Regions from separate parts of the Mus musculus genome. Here regions 2 and 3 are each linked to region 1. Evidence: chromatin loops called from intact Hi-C (ENCODE). Cell type or tissue: heart. All regions are shown on one strand.

Region 1 (8,000 bases):
TATTTATTTATTTTCTGTGAGCACACTGTAGCTGTCTTCAGACACACCAGAAGAGGGCACCAGATCTCATTACAGTTGATTGAGAGCCACCATGTGGTTGCTGGGAATTGAACTCAGGACATCTGGAAGAGCAGTCAGTGCTGAGCCATCTCTCCAGTCCAGTTTCATTTATTTTTATTTCACGTGTTATAGGTGCTTTGCCTACATGCTTGTCTGCACATCATGTTGGTGCAGTGGTCATGGAGACTAGCAGAGGCCAATAGATCCTCTGAAGTGCCTAACAATTGTTAGCTGCCTTGTGGGTGCTTAGAATAAAACCAGAGTCCTCAGGAAGAGCAAAATGAGCTCTTAGCTGCTGAGCCATCTCTCCAGACTCTGCCTTGTTATCTTGAGACACGGGTTCCTGGGGTTGGAGAGATAGCTCAGAAGTTAAGAGCACTGGCTTCTCTTCCAGAAGACCTGGGTTCAATTCCTGGCACCCCCCTGACAGCTCGCAACTGTCTATAGCTGCAGTTCTAGGAGATCCCTCACCTTCTTCTGGCCCCTATGGGTACCAGGCATGCAGGTGATACACCCAAACACAGAAAATAAATAAAACAAAAATAAAGATAGGGACTAGGGAGATGCTTACTGGGTGGTGTTTGCTACTCAAGCACGAGCACCTAGGTTTGGGTTTCTGGCGTCCTTGTGAAATTCAGGTGTGGTGTGCACCATTGTGACCCCAGCGCTGAGAATACGCAGAAACAGGTGGCTTCCCGGTGATCAGCAAAGCCAAGCCAAGCCAGCGAGCTCTAGGCTTAGTGTCTCAGAAATCAGCGTGGGGAGGAATAGAGGAAGATGCCTGACAAGCACTTCTGCTTCTCCATGTACACGCATGGAGGACACACGGACAGACGGGCAGACAGAGAGAGGCAGGAGGAGGGAGGGAGGGAGATGGTCCTGGAGCTTGGACCTCTCGCCTCTGGGAGCTTTTGAATTCAGAGACTTCAAATTTCTGTCCTTAGCATCAGCTAGAAAGCCAAGCTACAAGCAGAAGTGCTGCTAGGAAGTCAGCAGTGGAATGTTCTAGAATTCCAAGTGTCACTGTTGTTCAGTGTGTACCTGCCCTGGTTCTCCCAGCTTGGGCTCTGCTTCAGGGAAGTGGCTTTGGTCCCTGTGACAGATGAAGATGTCTTTCCTAAGGAGGAGTGGGGTTTCATCCCCAGCTCTGCTGAGTCCGGCATCCTCCCCCCTCCCCCCACCGCCTTGGCGATGCTGAGTATCCCTGGTTTCTACTCACTCTGGTCTCCAGACACAGCACTCTCCTCTTGTGGCAAGGATGCACATGTCAGGTCTGGCAGAAGTCTCAGGAGGAGGTCCCTTCCAGGGCTAGTTATTTTTCCATTGCTGTGACACAATACAAAGAAATGTACTGAAGGGGCCGTTTTTTGGCTCACAGTTTCAAGGTACAGTCATCATGTCAGGGAAGGCACTGTGAGAGGCAGTTGGTCACACTGCAACTGCAGTGGGGAGGCAGCTGGTCACACTGCAGCTGCACACCAGCTGGTCACACTGCAGCTGCAGTGGGGAGGCAGCTGGTCACACCGCAGCTGCAGTGGGGAGGCAGCTGGTCACACCACAGCTGCAGTGGGGAGGCAGCTGGTCACACCGCAGCTTCGGTGGAAAGGCAGCTGATCATACCACAGCTACAGTGGGGAGGTAGCTGGTCACACCACAGCTGCAGTGGGGAGGCAGCTGGTCATACTGCAGCTGCACACCAGCTGGTCACACTGCAGCTGCAGTGGGGAGGCAGCTGGTCACACTGCAGCTGCAGTGGAGAGGCTGGAAGTGGAGAGAGATGCATGCTGGTGTTGAAAGTATAACGTAAAAACAAAATTCTAGGCCTTTAGGCCCTGGCTTGGAATGTGACCTCTGTAACTTAGTGCTCCAAGGTACGCTAATCATAAAACAGATATCGACATTCCTCCACCCACCCACTTCCTGGGTTCAAAGAGTGTTCATTCAAAGAATGTGCTATTGTTAGGGGCTCTTAGAAACTGTCTTGAGAGATAACCGGAACAATTACCAGATATTCCTTGTGACTCTTGTGACTTTGCACTTCCTTGGGACTCTTAACTGGTATCTTTGGTATTTTCCAACAACGCCCTCCCCACTTCCTTGAGTTATGGTTTATTCCTTTAAATACCCCCTTACCCAGTTACTTGGGGCGCCATGGTCCTCTACCCCTGCGTGTTGTATGACCGTGGGCCCGAGAGCGCTCTTGAATAAAAGTCCTCTTGCAGTTTGCAGCAAGACCGTTTCTTGTGAGTGATTTGGGGTGTCGCCTCTCCTGAGTCAGAACGTGGGGGAGTCCTCACGTTGTGGGTCTTTCAGTGTCCACCTTGCTTTCTCACTAAGAAAAGATTTCTTACTGGTGGTTGTGAACCACACGATATGGGTGTAAGAAACCAACCGGTCCTCTGAAGGAGCCGAGAGTGCTCTAACTTGGCCACCTCTCCACTCCTCTTCCCCTGCTTTATTCAGTACGGGGCAGAAGCGTATGCCAATTCCCACAATCAGGATGAGTCTTCCAACCTCAGTTAAATTAATCGATGTAACCCTCACAGATACTCCCAGAGGTTGGTTTCTGCAGAGATCCTAAGTCCCATCAAGTTGAAAATCAAAATTAGCTCTCACCATCCACATGCTCACCCCACTTTTAGTTAAGGGAGCTCTCATAGGCTAGGGATAATGAAGCTATCCACAAATTATAGGAACTTCTGTACCCATTTCTCCAATCAATATCTCCTACTATGGTGTGTGTGTGTGTCTCCTACTATGGGATGTGTGTATGTGTGTGTGTGCGTGTGTGTGTGTGTGTGTGTGTGTGTGTGTGTGTGGTGCTGGGACTGAACCCAGAGCCTTGGGTATGCTATAGCAGACACTCTACCACTGACCTGCATCCCCAACCCCAAAAGAAAAAGCCACATAAAGAATGTTTGCTACGTGTGTTATAACACCTGGGTTATGCTGCTTGATTAACGATCTCATTTAATCTTTTCAATAATTCTGATGTAATTGTGAATGGCCTTATTTTACACTTAAGCCAGCTAAGCTAGGAGAAGTGAGGTCCACGGGCATCGAGCAGAGGAGCAGGGACCCAGACTCGGGTTGTCCCTTTTCACCGCTGGCTTCCCAGATATGTGTTTATTCTCTTTTAGATTAATTTGTATGGTGGCGGTGACATTTCAGAGGACTTCTAGCTGCGCTTGATAACGTGGGCTTTATAATTCCTTGGGGTATGTGGTGTGAAAAGATGTTATCTATGATCCCCTAAGGCAGGGAATGGTACTATAAGTCCACTCAACAGCTCTGACTCCTAGATAACATCTCTGAGTTTGAGATAAGGACTTTGCACAGGGGAACGAAGCTGATTACTGGGCCAAACCCGGGCTTCCTAGTTGTGGAACTGCTTAAGTGTCCCTTCACCAGCAGAGGGCAGACTTGTGGGCCCTGAGAGCAGCACTGGGCAAAGAAAACTGCACGTGTAGGTTTAGTGTAGAGAGGGGGAAAGATTTGTGGGAAAAGGCACCTCTCTCAGATGCTTGTCCCGAGAGGGACCATTTGTAGGCTGTGTGGCGGCACTTGACAATCTTAGTCTGGAGAAAATTCACGTGGGGATGATGGCTCAGTTAAAACGCTCAAGCGGGAGGTGTGAGTTCAGATCCCCAGCACCCACGGAAGAAGCCCGGTGCTTTATCTGGTCTCAACACAGGGGAGCCAGAGGCAGGAGCATCCCTGAACCGTGCTGGCTAGCTGCATCAGCAAACTCCAGATTCAGTGAGAGGCACTGTCTCAAAACGTAACGTGGAGAGTGAGAAAGAAGGACGCATGCGCACTCTGCACACGGGTACACACACATTTCCCCTCTCTCCTCCCCCCTTCCCTCTAGCCTCCTTCCCTGCCTCCCCTTCCCTATCCTCCTCCCTCCCCCTCCTCATCCCCCTTCCCTCCCCAAATCCTCCCTCCCTCCTCCTTCTTCTCCCCTCCCCTCCACCAAACAGGAAGTTAAAGTTCCACCTGGCTTTGCTTTCCCGGTCCTAGTTTCTAGCATTAAGCTGATCAGGCTCACAGGACCTGGGCGAAAGTGCCGCAGGCCCTCTAGGTCGAAGGAACAGAGAGTGCTTCTTCTGTGGCAGTCAAGATACAAAGGTGTTTCCTTCCCTATTATTATCCTAACTGGTAGGTTTTCAGGGGCTCAGTGCCACAACTGCAAAGCCGCCATGTGCTCTGGGCACAGCGTGCTACACGAGGGCCCAGCGTGTTCCTGGAGGCGCAACGCTGAGTCCTGACGGCAGTGATGGATGTACTAACAGGTGGCTTGTCACCCTGGTCTTTATTTCACAGAGAAGGAAATTACCACCAGAACCCTTCGCCAAAACCCTGTCCAAGGCTGACAAGCTAATGAACTTACCCGAGGCCTCACATTTACCTGCGTCCCCACAGAAAGGGTCCCAGGAAGCGCCACCAAAGTGGGGGCTTCTCCAAGATGATTTAGCTTTCTCCTGCTGCCTGGTCCTTCTGCTGGCCCCCAGAACTAGATAGGGGCTTGGCAGGGTCATATCAATCATGCAAGCCTGGAGTACAGCCCCGCCCTTCTCTGTGGAGTATGGCGCTCTCAAAATCTCTTCTGAGCTGGAGTGGGAGAGCCTGGTAGGCGGCAGAGCATTTCCTCCTCCCCTCAATTCTTCGAACCTTCTCACTCCAAACCTGGCTGATTGTGTTGGAAGTATAAGCCGGTTGCTAAGCCAACGGCAGGGGTCATTTGGGGGGGTGGGTGTAGATCCAAGAATTCACAGATACATTTTCTCAAGGAAGGCCAGAGGGAGTCCTCACTCTGAGCTAGGCACGCGTCCAGAATCAGTCCACCAGGCCCACAAGGTTCTGGTGAATCGGCGAGCAAACAAAGAGGTCAAAGTTTGAGTGTTTAGAATCACGGCAGCAATGCTCACGCTTCCTTGCCATAACCGGGTCTTAGGTTTGTTTTTGTTTTTTTTTGAGACAGTGTTTCTCTGTGTAGCCCTGGCTGTCCTGGAACTAACTCTGTAGACCAGGCTGGCCTCGAACTCAGAGATCCACTTGCCTCTGCCTCCCAAGTGCTGGGAGTAAAGGCTTGCGCCATCACTGCCCGGCTACCAGGGACTTAGAATAATAGAAACTGGGGGCTGGAGAGATGGCTCAGCGGATAAGAGCACTGACTGCTCTTCCAAAGGTCCTGAGTTCAAATCCCAGCAACCACATGGTGGCTCACAACCATCCGTAACAAAATCTGATGCCCTCTTCTGGAGTGTCTGAAGACAGCTACAGTGTACTTACATAAATATATTTAAAAAAAAAAAAAGTAGGAGCTAGTTTTTTTTTTTTTTTTCTCTGAAATCAGCCAAAGCCTGGAGGCCTGGAGAGACACCCATGCAGACTTAGGTTGTAAACTACCAAAGCTGCCAGATAAAGTCCCCTGGAAGAAGACACAGTGGGTTGGATGGTGGCATTCCCAGGGTACATCTCAGGCCTGTCACCCCCAGGACTTGGGAGTGGGATTCTAATTTGGTAACGTTCCTGCAGATATCAGTAAGGAACTCAAGATTAGATTACCCTGGATTTAGGGGTGACCTTAAATCTAATGATAAGGGTTCTTGTAAGAAAAGGACTTTGAGGGTGTTGAGGTAGGTGGGTGGTTAAGAGCACTGACTGCTCTTCCAGAGGTCCTGAGTTCAAATCCCAGCCACCACATGGTGGCTCACAACCATCTGTAATGGGATCCAATGCCCTCTTCTGGTGTGTCTGAAGACAGAGACAGTGTACTCATATATATTAAATAAATAAATAAATAGTTTGAAAGTAAGAAAAAAAGAAAGAAAGGAAGGAAGGAAGGAAGGAAGGAAGGAAGAAAGAAAAGAAAGAGCAAAGAATTTGGGGGTGAAGGCTATTGGGAACCAGAGGCAGAGATAGGAGCAATGTGACCTGAAGCCAAGGACATTTGTCCCCAGAACCAGAAGGAGGCTAGGAAGAGTGTCTCTCAGAACCTTCTGAAGGGTCGTGGTCCCACTTGATACACAGACTTCGCACCTTATCCCAAGTGTGACCTCTGCCCTCCAGCCCACTGCTCCATGCGGAGAATCCTTTTCCTGTGACCAGAGGGAAAACTCTGTTGGCTTTAATCTTGAAGATAAAGCAGAAAGGTGCAGGCAGGTGCCACCCAGTTGTCCAGATCTTCAGAATTAAACCTAGGAGGAGTGAGTTGCACGGCCTGGTTGTGGGGGTTTTGTGTTTTTGTGTTTTTGTGTTTTTATTTTATTTTATTTTATTTTATTTTATTTTTAAATCAACCTGACACAGCCAGGGTCACCTAGGAAGAAGGAACCTGGTCGCCAGATGTTGCCTGAGCTCTGGACCACGAGCTGCCTGACCCTACCTACCCTTGCAGGTTGGCGGTGAGGTGGTGCAAAATCACCCTCAGAGACTCCGGCAAGCCCCTTTAATACCTCCACTTGCACCCCCATTGGTCCCAAGAAAGCACAGTTCCTGATTGGCTGGCATTGTCTGCACCAGCAATCCTGTGGTCTCTCAGGCAGTCCTCAATTGGGTCCTCCTGCAGGAGATGCTTTGTGGCTGTGCGCCTGCCCCCAACATTTACATAGAGTCCTCCCCGAAGAAGTTCCTGCTACAAACCTCAATTGAGAAAATGGCTCCATCAGATTGGCCTGTAAGCAAACTTGTGGGGGCATTTTCTTAATTTCTTTCCTTTTTTAATTATTTAATTATTTATTTTTTAGTTTTTTTTTTTTTTTTTTTTGAGACAGGGTTTCTCTGTGTAGCCCTGGCTGTTCAGGAACTCACTCTGTAGACCAGGCTGGCCTCAAACTCAGAGATTTGCCTGCCTCTGTCTCTTGAGTGCTGGGATTAAAAGTGTGATCACCCCCTCCTAGCTTGATTGCCTGATTGAGAGGGCACAGCCCACTTTGGGTGGCGTCATCCCTAGGCTGGTGGTTTTGGGTGCTATAATAAAGCAGGCTGAGCAATCTGTGAGAAGCAAGCCAATAAACAGCACACTGCCATGGCCTCTGTTTTGGTTTCCGACTCCCAGTTCCCGCTTGTATTTCTTCCTAGTCTTGTCTTGGTGATTGACTGTGATCGGGATGCGTAAGCCAAATAAACTCTTTCCTCCCCAAGCTGTTTCTGGCTGTGTTGTTTATCCCAGCAGTAAAAAAAAAAAAAAGCACCTAAGACATCAGCTCTGCTTAGGTCACAGCTTTGTCCTTGGTGATCTCTAGACTCCCATTGCCTTCCATAGCCCCCGGGTGTAGCTCCCAGAGTCCCCCCCCCCCCCCCCCCCGTCTTTCCTGCTGCCCACAGCTCATTTCAAAGCTAGCTTCCGTTGCTACTATTCCTTCCTCGCACTAGCCAGCATCCTCTTTTGTAGCATCATAACTGGTTTCCATGGATACAAAAGGCTGGGGTAGACCGGTGCCGATGTACGCGTAAACTTCAGAATGGAAAGAAGCGCTATTGATTTTGCCTGTTGCTGTGCCCCATTCATTGTGAGCACACCCCCCGCCTGGGGACTTTGGGATGGGTATCTTCGACTCCCTGGTCCCTAGCCATATGCCAACCTGCCTGGCTAATGAGTGGTGTTGCCCACCCCAATACCCCAGATCCCCAACTCCCTCCTGCTTCTGGCTTTCTCTCAGCTTTGGCATGTGCATGGAAATGTCAACAGGTAAGGGGAGATGTGCTGTAAATAAGCAGATGGTCCCCACAGGGTAGATGAGATGGGAATCCTAGCGGGCACGGTCACAGCCAGAGTTTTGACCAATCTAGATGTGTCATTTGCACATCAAAAGAGGAACGTGAGAGCCAGGCTGTTGCACAAGCACTCGAAACCCCTAGGGGACATCTGTTTTCTGTTGGTCATCTCCTGCTCAGGCTTCTGGTCACAACAGAGGCAGACTCTAGTCAGCTCT
Region 2 (8,000 bases), 130 kb after region 1:
ATTCCTGAGTTTTTGCCTCTTTAATGGGGTGACAGTGATAGCACGCACTCACAGGATCATGGTGAGTTCTAGCAGCCGGAGTGTGTGAGGTCTGTAGGGCAGTGCTAAGGGCAGATGTTCATGCTGTGGGCCCCAGCCCTCACCCCACCCCTCATCAGTCCCAACAGAAGACCCACAGACATGGTGAGTAAGGACAGAGGCAAGCTCAGGGCAGAGCTACTCCACTTCCTCATCTCTCAGAGTCCCGCTACCAGGAGCGGCCTCACCTACTACTGTTACTTTTTTTAAAGGTTCTTTTATTTACCTATTTTGGACTTTGAAGATTAAAGACGAGTAAAGAGGCAATCACTGTTTGCCTGGTTAGCTGCACTTGCCCTTCACTCTCCCTTGGTAAGCCCTGCAGCCAGCATATTGGGAGTCAGGGTGTTGAGCAGCCCAGTGTTTTTCTCAACTGCATATGTCTTCAGTGTCCTCTTAAGTCAAGGGATGTGACCTGCCTGCCACCATGTGTAAGAATCTGTATCACATGTTCTTCCCAGTACTGTCTACACATTTTAATCGTCAGATTTACCCAGGAGGTAGGCGGCCTGCAGGACTGTGCTGGTGCTCAGGTAGGTCTCCACACTCCCAGGCTTATGGCCCTGGTGCTCCAGAGCTGCCACTCGGGAGCAGCTGTCACTGACACTTGCTGCCTTGCACAGGACAGCTTTGCTATTTTGGCTGCAGGGCCTCAGCTGGGTTCATCTCTCCCCTCAGTCATCAGACAGTAACAGAACTGCCCTAAGCTTAGTAAGGCTTCACTGGAAACAGTGGCTTCTTTAATCCTGGCTGTGTGCTGAAGAGTCCCTTGCATAATTGGTTAAAACTTGGATAAATGGTCTACCCTTGTTCTGATCCTTTCCTAGCTGGGAACTACTGATCAGAAATCCTGGACGTTTACTTTATAAAGAAAGAGAAAAGCAGGTAAATGATGTGCACACATGGAAATGTGTCTGTCTGGAATATCTGGGCCAGTGCTGTTCCTTCCAGAGCAGATTACACTGAAAACTAAAATGGCTCTCTCTGCTGGTTTAGATGTTCAACCAACACTAGCCAGTGCCTGGAGCCTCTGCCATTGCTCTGCGAAATAGCCCTGAGTGAGAAGCCATCAGAGAAGCCAGCATTGTGCTTACGTTCTGAGGTTCCTGAGTAGAGGTCTCTGGTTCCATTTCGGTTGCTATGATATAAAACCAAAAAACTTACAGAAATCATCTTAGGGGGAAAAGTGTTTATTTTAGCTTAAAACTTGCAGCTGTAGTCCAGCACTGTGGGGAAGTCCTAGCAGAGCTTGAGCCAGCTGGTCACATCAGGTCACATCAGGTCCTCACTAGAGCTTCGAGCAGCACACCCTGAACCTAGTGCTAAGCCGGCGCTGGTACTTAAGAGTCAGGGACTGAGCTACCCGCTTGCAGGCTGGGTCTTTCATATTAATTAAGGTATCAAGACAGTCCCTGACCAGTGTACTCACAAGACAACCCGGTCTAGAGAGTTCCTCGTCAAGACCATCCTCCTAAGTGCTAGGCTGTATTAAACAACTAGAACTAAGCACCAAGGGCCATTCTTGTTTCCTCGTTCTGCCACCTTTCTTTTCTCTCATGTCTTCAACATTTAATTTTCCTTTCTCCTTTCTTCCTCCATAGCTCTGCACTGTCTCCCCCGACCCCCCAGTAAATCCCTGATGTTTACAGTGTATCTATCATCACAGTGTAATATATTTACAAATCCTCCAAGGGGGTCCCAGCACATAGTAGATGTTCCAGTGGGCTTTTAAAAGTATGTTTTGGTATTTTTTTTAAAGGAGTAGGTACCACCCTTCATTAGTCTGAGTATCCTTAGGCTGTGTTTACGGTCATCTATCCTGATTTCGTTCATCTTGAGGACTTTGGTAATTTGCCACATGGCTTTATTCAGTAGGCTGAGAAACACCATGCTTTAAGTCACCAACCAGTGTCACTTAGGCACTAGGATAAGCTGGTGTTGTTTTGGCGGCTTCTTACCTTGGGCTTCTGTATAGCTGCTGTGTAAGCTTTTAAACTGCAAGGAAGCTGATCACCCCTTGATGCTGGTGATGAGGAGTCTGCTGTGGAGAGGGAAAGGCCTTCACACCCACTGCCTCTTCTGCTGCCCCACCAGTCCTGTTAGGGTGGAGCAGCAAACATGGCAGCACCGAAGCTAGCCATTAACTGCCTGCCTCCAGCAGAGTTGGTAGAGTCGTCAGAGTAATTAATCTTCTGCTTTCCCTCCACAAGAGCGAGTGACTTAAGGTTAGGGTGGTTCTGAGGGAAGCAGAGGCCTCGGGCTGGAGTGTGGTGGCTCTGTGCGAGTCTCTAGAGCTGAGTATTTGGCCTAGGTGCCACCTGGTGACCTTGGCGGCCCTCCTGATGACCTTTGCCCTTGTGGCTGTGGGAAGTGCTCTGTGTCATTCCCCATGAAATTCTGCCTAAGCTGAAGGGTGTTGATAAAGAAGATGGCGTCAGACTTAGGGGGATGTCATGGAAACAGCAGCATCTTGTAGTTCTCATCCCCAGTTACTGACTCCACCAGAAGATGATGGCCATAGTCCTGTGGGAGTGGCTGACCCCTTACTTCCAGTCCTCTTCTGTCTCCTGTGCAGATTCTGTTTCTTATTCCTTCATCTTTCTAGAGATGGTGCCAAGAGGACAGGTCGAGGAACAGGTGAAATTCCTGGCCCAAGTCTTGTCTCTGGGTCTCGCCTGCTGGGCTCCGGCTCCCCTTAGGCCTCTGGCACACGTTCCTGCACATAGTAGACACTCAGCGAATACAAGCTCTTCATTTCTCATTAGTGCAGGTAATTAAGAGCAGGAGCTGATAGACTACACATATCTGTGCAGAGATATATCTGTAATTAAAGTTTTAATTAAAGAAATACCAGGCCAGGCAGATGGTTCTTATCCCCACATCCTGTAAACCTAAGAGCTGTGTCGTCTCGATCCTGCAGACAAAGGCAAGAGCAGCAGCCTCCATGGTGGTACCAGAGGGGAGAGGGAGTCTCACTAGCTGGCCGTAATCTAATTTTGGTAGCACTCTATGTGATGACACTTCTGGGGGTAATCATTGCAGTCTGATATGGAAAGACAATACATCACAGGGACGTCCTGACCAGAGCTTTTAAGCCTCCAGTCAAGGGCATTACCGCAGCCAGCTGGTGGATCACAAGGCATGTGGTCTGTGCCGGGTTACAAAAGCTGACAGAGGGTTATTTAGGATCATCAGCTAAATACAGTGCTAAAGTAGAGCAGCGGCGTCCTGGTGCTTTAGGTGCTGCCGCGGTAGAGCAGTGCAGAGTTGAGATGTGACTTACGCTGCCTGCCACACAGCAGGCCTCTGCTATGTCACTGTGACCTTAATGGTTAATCAAGTATAGAATTTAACACACACAACAACCACAACGGCTAACAGAAAAGATCTGTCTAGATCTTACTACTATTCAAGACCTCCCAGTGACCTCCATCTGCTCCCATGACCATCACAAGAAGCCAGAGCCGTACAGGGAAGTCCTGTGTAGGGTGCACGGCATCTTACTGTGACCTCTTGGGCCTCTGCTGCTAGGTTTCATGTACTCAGTCTGGCACGGGGCTGAAGGCATCATTGCAGGTGTGGCAGTTCTGTACAGCACTGCTCCACTCATGCCTCATTTGCTGCTGTGCAGCACCAGTCCTGAAGACTTGTACTTCACAGGCTTAGCTCAGAGCTTAGAAGCCTTGTCCTACCTTTGCTGAGCACTGGGTCACTCCCCCTCTGCCATCCCTTCTGTATGGCTTCCCCCAGAAAGAGCCATATGTAGTGTATTATTTATCTCAGGATGGTAAAACTTGATTTGACTTAACTTGTCAATACCATCTATAAACAACTGTCAGTTAGCCTGGGAGAAATACAATGTGTGTAGATGTAAGACAGGCTGGACCCACAGGACCTGGGGTATCCTTTGAACACAGTGTTTTTGTCTCGGAGCTGGTGGGAAATTCATCTGCCTCTGCTTGGGAGACTTCAGTATTTGGTGAGTTGTTCTGTGGTGTTTGTTCAGATCATGGTAGTATCCAGAAATGTCACATGACCTTTGTAGGGCAGTGCTGGTGATTTCAGTCAGCTTTGTACATTTGTGAATTTGAACCTGGCAGACTGAACAAAAAATTTTTTTTTAAGATTTATTTTATATATATGAATACACTGCAGCTGTCTTCAGACACACCAGAAGAGGGCATCAGGTCCCATCACAGATGGTTTTGAGCCACCATGTGGTTGCTGGGAATTGAACTCAAGACCTCTAGAAGAGTGGTCAGTGCTCTTAACCACTGAGCCATCTTACCACTCTCAATTTTTTTTTTTAAACTTTGGAGCACATAGTTTACGATTATAGAGGCCTCAAGTTTGTAAAGTTAACTTTTGCTACTTGGAAAGTAGTGCATGTGTCTTGCTTCAAGGTAGCAAAGACACTCATTTCTTCAGTGAGGGACAGCATCTACAAAACTACCCACAATTGTGTTCTTTTTGCTTTTTGCTTTTTTTTTTAAGGTAATGGATAAAATCTCGCTCCTTGATTCAAGCTGATGTTCTATTTGTACCCATGTCCTGCCTTAGCCTCCTGAGTGCTAGAGTTACAGGCATGAGCCAGGTCCCAAGCTCAAGAGTAGCCTTTTCTTTCTGCCACAGATTGGGAGAACGCTTTTGCACCCTCCTGACCCTTCTGCCCAACTGCAGGGCAGGGCAGGGTCGATGTACAGTATACAGCCAACAAGCTCAAATGGCGTTCCCATTTTTAAATAGGGTGAAGAACATGAGTGATACTCTTCCACATTACAATTCCGGTTTACTTGTAGTCCTGTTGGGAGAGAGCCCCGCTACCTCATGCATCTATCTCAGCCACCCAGTGACCAGCAGGACAGCTCTCACTAAGGAAGGGCTGTCGGGCACTGTGTTTGAGCTGTGTAGCCCAGCCCAGCAGACCATGTAGCTGCCTCAGGTACTTTTTAGAAAGCTTGCCTACTCATTGACTTAAAGAGACTGGAAGCAGGCAGCCCAGTAAGGGAAGAGCTGAAAGTGGCTTAGGCATAGTCAGGAGTAACTGGGTATTAGGAGCTCCTCTGTGAGAGCTGAAAAATGGCATCCTCTTGGAGCTGTGATGTGTGTGTTGAATTGGACTCAGAGAAACTGTAAGCATGCAGTTCTTTCAACTGGGAAGACTGTGGGAATAGGGTGAAGAAGAGGGACAGGGAGGGTGCCTGAGGTGTGATTTGGACAAATGAGCTTTAAAGTTGTCTGCTGTAGGTGTTAGAGGCATGTTCGGCTCAGGGGAGAGGCCTCACTCGGCCAGAGCCAGACAGTGGAGTAGCATTAGCATTACTCGAGTGCCTGGAAGTGATAAGGCTGTAGAGTGGGGAGTCCTACAGGGAGGAACCATGGATGGACAGGTCTGAGCATGGACTCCTGAGCCAGCGGTGTCAAGGAGGAGGGAGAGCGAAGAAACAAGCAGAGAAGGTATACAAGAAGGCCTTAGAAACAGTATGGTCATCTGTCAGGTTCTGCTCAGGTCTAAAATGGATGGCGGCAGTGCAGGTTATGGCTGGTTCAGAGCTGTCGGGAAAACCCAGTACCAGCAGCTTCAGATGGAAGTAAGGGTAGAAAGCTGAGCATTAGTTTTGGGTTCTGTTTTCAGGAGCTAAGTGCAGGCCCGGCCAGGACTGGAGTATACGTGAATTAACCTGAGATGAGGCTGCTGTGAGTTGTGTTCAGTGGGGGAGCTGAGTGTTCCACACATGCTGAGGACTGAAGAGGAAGGAGCAGGCAGAGGCAGGAAGCGCTGGAGTTCCTTGGCACTCAGAGTGGTACTTGAAGCTGGACCTATGGAGGGGTAACTGTGCTCATACATAGACCTCAGGCAGACTGTCTACCAGCAGTGTCAAGGGAGCTGCTGTAAAGAAGTCAGGATGAAATGAGCTTTAGTAGACTGCACTACCTTCCACCCTGTATGTGTGATGTCTCTGAATGGGTGTTTTAGGGGCCCTGCTTTAAGCTTCTGCTGTGGGGTGAGTCTGTACATCCATGTGATCTGAGGGCTAGTCTTCCCCACTGAAATTCTGGGCTCAGAATTTCTCGTAGTAACACCAGAAACAGAGGCCATCATTTCTGAAGGCTCTTCCTTACATGGTGGCTTTCTGGTGCCCTCTGTCTGCTTTTATTCTGGCAAGGCCTTCCTGGAGCAGCTAATAAAGGTGTTGCCCTTGTGAGTGTTTCCCACAGTTCTCCCAAGGGGAGAGGAGCCTTTGGAGTCTTGTCTTTATTTCCATGTATCTTTAGATGCCGATCTTTATTTTGGCATAATCCTCAAATCCCTCAAATTCAGTTAGTAATACTTAGCTCAACAGTCTTGAAGGTGCTTGAATCCCCACAGAAGCCGGCGTTTGAGCAGCTTCAGGGCATTTCTGTGCGGTGCAGACAGTGTACACTGTCTTTGTCCTTTCTGTTCCTCTTGACAAGGCCCAGGTCAGCTTTCTGCCACAAAGCTTAACCACTAGATAGTTTATATCTGCATGGGCACAAATTAGTGTATTTGTATATTTGTGTTGCTTTGACCCACACTGAGTCTTTGAAGATTAATAAAAATCGATTCAGCCTTGAATCTTTTAGTCTTAAAAGCTTGGAAAAGGTGAGAGTATGCAGGTTCGCCCTGGCTCACTCTATTGCTGCTTTTCATGGCAGCTGTGATGCAGACTTAGTCTGAGGCCACTCCTTATCAACCATGAGGTTACCTTAGACTCCCTTTTGTTTTTTTCTCTACAATATTAAGATTAACTAGGAATCCCTTTCAAGATCTTCTGAGCACAGTATTTAGGAAGAGCCCATTTTGAGCCCTGTATGTTATATGGTCTTTAGTAGCAACTTGTGTGAAAAGAGAGGGAGGGATACACAGGTCTGCAGGCTGTCAAGGCCTGTGCTCCAGTGTTGGTGGAGAACTGTAGGTTTCCAAGTGTATTCTTGCATTTTTTTTTTTAAAAGCTCAAGCATGTTTTGGAAATAATGAAACTTCACTCCTTCACTCCTACATCAGCGCTCTCAGACTCTCTTTCCCCTAGGGAGAGAGTGAGGGAGGGATGGGAGCACCAGGAGCCAGTTGGAGACATGGTAGGAGACAGCACTGATGGTGGCCTCACTGCAGCTTGTTCAGGTCCTTCCTCACCACCAAGACGGTTTTGCTTAGAGACTCACCTCTTCATGCGTAAACCTTGAAGAGAAGTACACCTCAGCGGCCCCGCAGAGGACGGGCTGCCTTCTCTGTCACTTGTAAGTCAGGCTTTGAAAGGCAGTGTCAGCACAGTTACTTAAGTGGCATGCATGGAACTGTAGTCTTGGAAGTGAGGTCAGCTTGTCTAGACTGGGAAAGTGAGTGATCCTTGTTCAGTGTTTTTAATTTAGATCTGGGCTACTAGAGTGTTTAAAAACAACAACAACAAAGAAATTCGGGTATAACATTTAAACTTGTGATTTGTTTTTAAAAACTTGCTGGTGTTTGCTCTTCTTTACGCAGGTCCCTGCCCATCCCTTGTCTTCATCAGAGAGTTCATGTACACACCTGAGAACCAAACCCTGGCCCCTGACAGTGTGTCCCCACCCAGTGGCACCTTGCTTGCCTCTTGATCCCCCCACCCCCTTCTGTTCTGCTTTCTGTTAGCTGCACCGGCCCATCCCTCTCCTCCTCCTCCTCTTCCTCCTCCTCCTCTTCCTCCTCCTCTTCTTCCTCCTCCTCCTCTTCCTCCTCCTCCTCCTCTTCTTCCTCCTCCTCCTCTTTTTCCTCCTCCTCCTCTTCCTCCTCCTCTTCTGCAGGCCAGCTGGGATCCCCTTCTCATGAACCCTTTTCTCAGGCTCTGTTCAGTGCAGTTGACTCCAGTTTACTGTTCCTGCAGGTGTGGCCCCAGTATGATGGCCCGTACCACAGTGTATTGTCA
Region 3 (8,000 bases), 57 kb after region 1:
CAAGGCCACGGTGGAAAGCTTTTACAGCCAGAGCTGTTGTTTAAATAACTTCACCTGCAACCCCATGGCTAGTGTTAATGCGCATTTCTGTGTTTTAATTGCTAAAAGGGAAAACGAAGCTGCCTGGAGTGGTCTGGAAGTCCTCGTTCTCTTTCAGTAAATACTGACCAAATGTAACAAGCTATTCATCTCAAAAATCCTAACTGGTGTCGGTTCCATCCATCAGCTCTCAGGCCACTTTCTTTACTTAAAATCCTTAAACTCCCCAGCATCCCAGTGCTGGAGAGAAGGTTAGGTCCGTAAAATGCTTGCTGAGTATATAAGGACCTGCTTTTGATACTCAGCTACTACAGACAAAAAGTAGAGCACTATGATGTCTGTCTTTAATCCTAGTGACAGAGACAAGAGGACTCTGGGGTGTGCTGCCCAGCCAATTTAGTTGAATTGGTGAGTGCCAGGTTTTATGAAAGACCCTGTCTCAAAAAATAAGGTAGGGGGCTGGTGAGATTGCTCAGTAAGTAGAGGTGCTTGCCATGAAGCCTGAAGACCAGAGTTCAGTCCTCAGGATCCTCGCAGTGGACGGAGAGAACTGACTTCCACAAGGTATTTATGTCTCACACAGAGACACATGCAGACAGATAGACAGACAGACAGACACTCACTGCACACACACACTGCACACACACAGACACATATCACACACTGCACACACGTACTGCACACACACACACACTGCATAGACGCACTGCACACGCACATACACACACACACACATACCACACACACAGACACACAGCACACACTGCACACACACACTGCATACACACTGCATAGATACACTGTACACACACAGACACATACCACACACACAAATACACTGCACACACACACACACACACACACACATACTGCACACACACACATTGTACACACACACTGCACACACACACTGTACACACACACTGCACACACACATATACTGTACACACAAACACACACACACAAAACACTGCACACACACACACTGCATAGACACACTGCACACACACACACACATACCACACACACAGACACACAGTACACACTGCACACACACACTGCACACACACTGCATAGATACACTGTACACACACAGACACATACCACACACACACATACACTGCACACACACAAACACACTGCACACACATACACTGTACACACACACTGCACACACACACACACACTGTACACACATACTGTATGCACGCACACACACACACACACACACACACACACATACACTGCACACACACACACACTGCACATCTCTTGGTTTCTCTCTCAAGCAACCCCCCAGCCCCCAGCCCAGCCTTTCTCCAGCTCAGGAATTCCTGAACACCTTGGTTTAATAATTTCTTTATATAGTTGAAATCACTGGGAACCCAGTGAGCTTTGGCTTATGTAAGTGTGCTTATGTTGAATTGGATGTTATTGTCTAAATTAAAACTAAGAAAATTTAAAAGTAACCAGTTCACTTCCAAAGAATAACAAGCTCATTACATATTAACACAAATCATGTTTTTAAATGAGATATAGTAACTATTTATCAAAAGAAAGCAAAGGATGACCTGGAAGGCAACACTGTTCTGTTTATAAGTTTGCAAGTTTTGTTACTCTCGAGCATGACAGGAGTTGGCTGCACTCTCCTTTCTGCACACAGTTGTTGTGAGGATGTGCTACGCGACTATTGCAGATCTGTACACGTGCGAGAGACCAACATGGTATGAGCATGGAAAAGCTTTGGGCCTTGTGGGTCCCCTGAAATAGCCTTAGAGACCCCGTGTCTTACGGACCTCTCTATTCTTCATTAAGGGCCTACTATAGTGCCTGGTCTATGGGTTTTGATGGTGATGGTGACACTCCAGAGGTTCATGTGACACTGCTTACTGCTTTCCATGTTTGCACAGTGCTCTCCCGGGCTCTTGTTAATGTTGTTAGCCTGTGAGCTCCTTGAAGATAGATGCTCTCTGCTCATGGGTATAGTCTCAGGAGTACATGCAGCATGTGTGTCCACAGCATGCGGAAGGTGCAGTTGTTATCGTCATCGTTATTTACAAGAGGGTCTCACTGTGTTGACAGGGAGGCCACGAGTCCTTGTGCTTAAGTGATCTTCTTGTACCAGGCTCCTGAGTATCTGATACTACAGGTGTGTGTGTGTGTGTGTGTGTGTGTGTGTGTGTGTGTGTGCAGGCTTGCTATTGGCTTAAACTTATTGAGTGGTTTGCTTGCATATGTGTATGTATACCTTGTGCCTAATGTCCTTTGAGGCCAGAAGAAGGTGCTGTATCCTCCCGAACTGGGGTTGTTGACAGGAAACACAATGTGGGTGCTGGGATTTGAGCTCAGGACATTTGGAAGAGCAGTCAGTGTTCTTAAACTGCTGAGCCATCTCTCTAGCTCAGGATTTTAACTTTAATTATAAATGCAATGTAACTGTATTGTGGCTATATTATAGAAAAATAGAGACAGTTAGGTAATAGTCTCAACCTCCTAGATGCCATTTCTTAAACACATTGCGCCAGTCTTTTATAAAATGAAGCACGCATGCTCACTCTGTCTGTGTGTTGCTCTCCTTTGAGATAAATTTGCTTTGTAACTGGAGGAGATCTTGACTGTCTCTGACCCTTCTGCCTCCGGCTCCGGAGTGTTGGCGTTAGCAGCCTGTGCCACCATGCTTGGTTCATACGGTGGGTGGGTGGGGGATGGGATGTAAAACTTCGCCCATGCTAGTCACAACACTCTCCAGACTGAGCCACATCCTTAGCTCTCAAATGCAGTATTCTGTACCGTCATTCTGTTATATTTGTAAATGAACACCAAAAACTTGAATATCTCCCGGGCCTCCAGCAATAAGTGATTGTCCACTTCTGACAATTTATCTGTTAAACAGCCAACATTAGCACTTTGGGACGTGTCCACTTAAAAAAATACGTTATTATTTTTTTAACTATGTGTATGAATGAGGGATGTACAGGTATATGTGGTATATATGAGGGATGAGCACGGGTGGTTTAGAGCCGGAGCCCCTGGCAGTTCTGAGCTGTCCAGTGTGGGTGCTGGGAACGGGGCTGGGGTCCCCTGGGAAAGCCGATTGAGCCTCTCACTGTGGAGCCACCTCCCCAGCCTTCAGCGTTCATTTCTTTGTTGTAACAAACACAGTGATTAGTGAAGAACACCGTCACACACTGAGCAACCCCACACCCAATTTGGAGTTATTTCCTTAGAACAGATTCTCAGAAGTAAGATTACTAGGTCAAAAGATGTAGATATTTTTACGGCTTTTAATACATACTGTGAAATTGCTTTTTGAAAGAGTTATTCTAACTTACAACGCCACCAGCGTTTCCAGAGGCAGGTTTCCGCTCCCAAATCGTCTACACTAGTGCTATTAAGAATGCTAATCGATAAAATACTGTACCCTGGTTGTTAAAAATTTCGCCTTTTTTTTTGAGGCTCATAAAATTAAAGTTTGTTGAAGAATGAGTATACAATACAAAACATTCTTTTGGGACATCTTTATTTTTGGAACAACCTAAGCAATTCTCAACGGTGACCATCATAAGAAGACCACACGTTGTTAGGATTGGCACAGACTGGCTTTGACGATCAATCCTAACGCCAAAACACTCGATCGACTTTTCAGTGTTTCTGCTAGTAGCAAACGGAGAGAGAGAGAAAAAAATGTTGAGGAATCAAACAGTGCAAGTTTACAGAGAGGATCTGGAGCTCAGCTGCTTTTCATTAAAGTGCATTCTCCTTCCTTCCCTCCCGCTTCCCTTCAGTGCACCTGCAGAATCCCTGCATGGTGTTTGCCCTCCCTCTTCTCCTTCCCTTTTATTTTTCTATGTGCGGAATTCCTGCACTCTGCCCTTCCCCTCCCTCTCTCCTTCCATCCTTTCCTCTATTTTCTGGCCACGTTCAGAGCCCCTGATTTCTCTCGAGAAGGCGCAGTACTTTGCAGCTCTTCTGGCCCGGGCTTGTGTCTGCAGGGCGTGCGAATCTCTCCGGTGTGGACCTACAGGCAGGAGAGCTGCGCGGAGCTGCGGCTGGAACCCGACCGAAGCGCCGGGAGCCCGGGAGGGATTGGCTAGGCTAGCCGAGGTCGAGCGTTCCGAGCCCTAGATCCGCGGCTGCAGCCTGGGACAGGCACCTATGACTCATCGGCTCCGCCGGTCACATGGGCAACGTGACCAAAATAAAGTTTCAGTATTTTAAGCCGCTAGAAAAGGGGACAGAGGAGCGCAAGGCAGGCGGGAGCGTAGGGTGGCCGCGGGGACGCTGCGCCGGCCGAGGGGGCGGGGCTGAGGCCAGGAAGGGGCGGGATTTGGCCGAGGGGCGTGGTCTGCCGGGAGGTGCGCCCCTCCCCCGTGTCGGGCAGCGACGCCCCGACTCTCGGCTAAACGGTTCGGGAACGCTGTGAACCGGCACGCCTCGGTGCCTTACGTATCCCTCCGGCAGGGCCGCCCCCCGCCAGCGCCGCAGGCTGCGGGATCCCGGAGATCCCAGCGTGTCCTCCGAAGACACCGGGACCCCCACGCGCCAGCAGCGGCTTCCCCGGGAACGTCCTTCAGCTCCCGGAGCACGCGGGAAAAGCCCCAGCACACCAATGAGCGAGCGCCTTCCTCATGACGGTCACGCTGGGGGGCGGGGCTTCCCACAGCCGTTCCCGAGTTCCGGGAACCCCCTTTGATTGGTCTGGACGGCTTGGGAAACACTGTAGTGACGTCCAATCAAAACACCACGTCTCGGCCTCGAGGAAATATTCCGTGTCAGCCTCATCCTGATTGGGCCATCCTTTCGACCTCTGTCCACTAGGAAGCTTTGTTTAGGTCTGGAGGGCGGGTTTTCCCGGGAGTGGGTGGGGAGGGGGCGTTGATTCCAGGCCAATCACTTTAGTCGGTGCGGTGGTGATCAGCCAATGGACAGGGTGGATAGGACGCTCCTCCCGGAGAGTAGTGAGACCCCTGGTGCGGTCCGATTGGTCGCGGGAGCCGTGACTGGCAGACGCACCAACCAGTGGGCGCTGTGCGTGGGCCGCGGGGCGGGGCCAGGGCGGGTGCGCGGCGGCGGCGGGGTGGCTGGGCCGGCGGCGGCGGCGGTACGAGGCGCGCGCTCGGGGTCCCGGTCGCGAGGAGGAGGAGGATGTGGCGCGCGGAGGGGAAATGGCTGCCGAAAACAAGCCGGAAGGTGAGAGCCGGAGCGTGAGGGCCCGGGGCTGTCAGGGTGGCGGCGACACGGCGAGCCCGGGGCCGCGCCGGACATCCCGGGCATCGGCGGCGCGGGGCGCGAGCGCGGGGGCGCGGCGGGCGCGGGGAGGGCGCCGGCGGGGTGGGGGGGGCGGAGCGCGGCCGAGTCCTGAGGTGACTCGCGGGCCGGCCGAGCGGGGCGCCCCGCACCCAGCCCCGGGGGCGGCAGGCCGGGGCGGGGGGCGCGCGGGGCGGGGGCCGGGCCCAGCGAGGAGGAGGAGAAGCCGCGACGCCTCCCGCACCCGGCCCGGGGCATCCCCGCCGTGTCGGTCGGGGTGTCAGGGGGCCGCGGGGCGGAAAGTTTCCCGGGCCGCGGGGGCTCGCGGGCACCGGTGCCGGCGGCCGTAGCGGCGTCAGGGCCGGACGTTCCCCTCCACAGCCCCCCTCGGGCCGCGCGGCGCCTCCTAGCGCCGGCGTGGGGGGTGTCCCCGCGCGGGTCCCCGCCAGGGGGCCCCCCTCGTGCCGAGCGCCCCTCGGCCGAGGCCCCGGGCGACCCCTCCCCCAGCAGGGCCGGGGTCCTCGCGCGGCCTCCCCGCCCCTCACAGCATGCTCTTCCACACTTGCCCTTGCACCCTCACTACCGGGAGGGTGGGGTCTCCACACTGCCATGCCCTTTACCTTCCGTGACCCCGATCCTCTCCGAGCACTGAGGGTTCCGTGTCAGCCTGTCCCCTTTTTGAGGGGACTCTCGTGGGGCCGCGGAGCCTCTGCACGCTGGGTTAATCTTTTTTTTTTTTTTTGGCCAGGACAAGGGGACTCGGGGCTACCCATGTTCTTCCTTCTTAGCTCACCCAGTGGCTTGTGGGGCCCTGTGCAGCTCTGAAGTCATTTCTAAATAGGCAGGCAGACACTTCTTCCAGATCTGTACTCTTTCCGTACACTTTCCTGGGTTAGGGTGAGCTCATTTCCTGAACACCCTTCGAGTTGCCCTCTTTCTTGTTGGGAAAACCGGACGCTCCAATGCTCCTCTCCCTAGCTGTCTGCCTCTCTCCTTGGAGTTCCCTGTCTGGGCCAGGGTGGGCGCCCCAGTAAGATGTAGGGCAGGCAGGACTTCCGATGTGCCTACCACTTGAGTGTAAGGGACCTCAGTACTTGTTTCTTGCAGGAAAAGAAGGATCTATTGCTTCCCGTTCACTCTTGGATCTTAGGGGGCACCCTTCACCAGTTAACACTATCCCACTGGGAAAAGGGTCCAGTGCCCTTGAATTTGGTGTTCTGATTCCTGTCTTCTGAGCAGAAAGAACCAGACTTTATGCATCCCACTCTCAAGAAGTCTTTGAATCTTTCTTGGAAATAAACTTCCCAATTCTTCTTTTTTTTTTTTTTTTCTGAGAGAACTCAGACCCTCCTTATGGCTCCTGTTTCCCAGTCAGCCATATTTAGTGAGCCTGTTACCTTGACTTTCTCTAATTTTCTCAAATTGTATTCATGTTGGCTGGGTAAGGAGAAGCCATATGCCTTTCTATCCAGAATAGGGAGTGTAGACACCCTTGTCGCCCACATGCCATTTGAGAAGAGGTAGCTTGTGTGCTCCTTGTTGTACCAGAATCTTCCTTTGGCCCTGGTATGTCTCTAGTGGGATCAAAACATTTCTTTGGATCTTGCACCTTTCAAGCAAAGGGGCAATTTCTCTACTTTTTGCTGTTCTGGTTCTCTTTGACATCACGGAAATTGGGTGCTCGACACAGTTGTTGACACACACAGACCACTTTGTGCATATGTGCAATAGCATTCTATACATACCCAGAAGAAGTTAGAAGGGTCAGGTGGCAGCTCTATGGTCAGAGTGGGTGGAGTGTTAATTTGCCAGAATGTGTGTATCTGTACATACCTACCCATGTATGTTATTGGTGGCTTCAGGATTAGAAGAAGCCAAGGTGTCGTTGATAAAAGCAATGTCACACTACTCCTTCATTTGTCATTTGTATTGTACTGAATAAGCAGAAAGGCACTTCTCCCATGTGTGGAGTGCTTGCTGATGAATGCCCAGACTTTTCCATTTGGAATCTAGGGACAGTATTCTCAGCTTGATTCTGTGGGGAGTGAAAGTTCTTATCTTGATTTTTTTTTCCCCCTGCAGTGTAGGAGAAAGCGATTTCCTGTGTTTTGGGGAAATGATAGGAAATGGAGAAGCGGCTGCCTCTCCCTGATAGAACTGGGAGCTAACTGACGGCTTCAAGTACATCCCTGTTGTATTTCAGCCAGTGAAGTGAGAGACGCTAAGAAATTAGAAGAAGGTGCCTTCGGAAAAGTGCTTGCCGCTGCTTCCCGGGAAGGTGGCAGGGTTTCCAGGTTCTTTCTCTGGGGCCCACAGCCCTGCCTCTGCTCAGGTGCTCACCTCCCTGTCTCGTGCTCTCGCTCAGCAGTGTCATCTTACTTTTTGACAGACTTCGTGTAGAGCCTCACCTTCCAGCTGTGTGTTGTGTGTTCTTGTTTCTGTTCTCTTGAAGTTCTTTTCCTAACAAGGGAGCCCTCCACCTTGCTTTCCCAAGTAAGGAGGTGTCTCAGGTGGCTCTGGCTTTGCTTTTCAGCATGGTACTCGCTGCCAGAAAGGAAAGCTCTTGCTCTGATTTTCCTGTGTGTCTCCCATTTTTAGGCTGTTTTAAATCTTGTGTCTGTTGTCAGCCTAAAGGAGTTGATTGTTTCTAGGGTGCTAGTGAGCCTTGGAAAAATGAAGAGTTGATTACCTGCTGTGTATGTTCCTGTAGGCCT

The links. Peaks named below come from ENCODE experiments on the same cell type or tissue, not always from the same donor. Only the 100,000 strongest peaks of a DNase experiment are listed, where the experiment ranks them.
Region 2: a loop joins it to region 1, with 2.0 times the contacts of the local background. A loop is called at or near these places in 3 of 42 quality-filtered maps.
Region 3: it touches region 1 in a loop (6-fold over the local background); 17 of 42 quality-filtered maps call a loop at or near these places.

What each region holds. Positions count from the first base shown.
Region 1 is chr4:151,915,953-151,923,952 of GRCm38, reverse strand. No RefSeq gene overlaps it. Among named protein-coding and RNA genes, the nearest start is that of Dnajc11, 14 kb to the left of the region's middle. In heart, a CTCF peak has its summit at 3,473 (motif pointing right); no DNase peak of the experiment used is centred here; H3K4me3 peaks cover 736 bases; H3K27ac peaks cover 761 bases.
Region 2 is chr4:151,782,346-151,790,345 of GRCm38, reverse strand. All of the region lies in intron 3 of Camta1 (calmodulin binding transcription activator 1), which reads left to right. Among named protein-coding and RNA genes, the nearest start is that of Gm52710, 50 kb to the right of the region's middle. In heart, no CTCF peak of the experiment used is centred here; a DNase peak (open chromatin) is centred at 3,215; H3K27ac peaks cover 2,098 bases.
Region 3 is chr4:151,858,854-151,866,853 of GRCm38, reverse strand. Camta1 (calmodulin binding transcription activator 1) reads left to right here and starts at 5,086. Exons shown (of 24, transcript NM_001081557.3): 1 at 5,086-5,229. The coding sequence starts at 5,185. The region is part of intron 2 of Gm42357 (a long non-coding RNA gene); the gene reads right to left. 9230110K08Rik (a long non-coding RNA gene) reads right to left here and starts at 5,110. Exons shown (of 2, transcript XR_390981.3): 1 at 3,997-5,110; 2 at 3,543-3,690. In heart, a CTCF peak has its summit at 5,737; DNase peaks (open chromatin) are centred at 4,293, 4,863, 5,923 and 6,253; H3K4me3 peaks cover 4,035 bases; H3K27ac peaks cover 3,710 bases.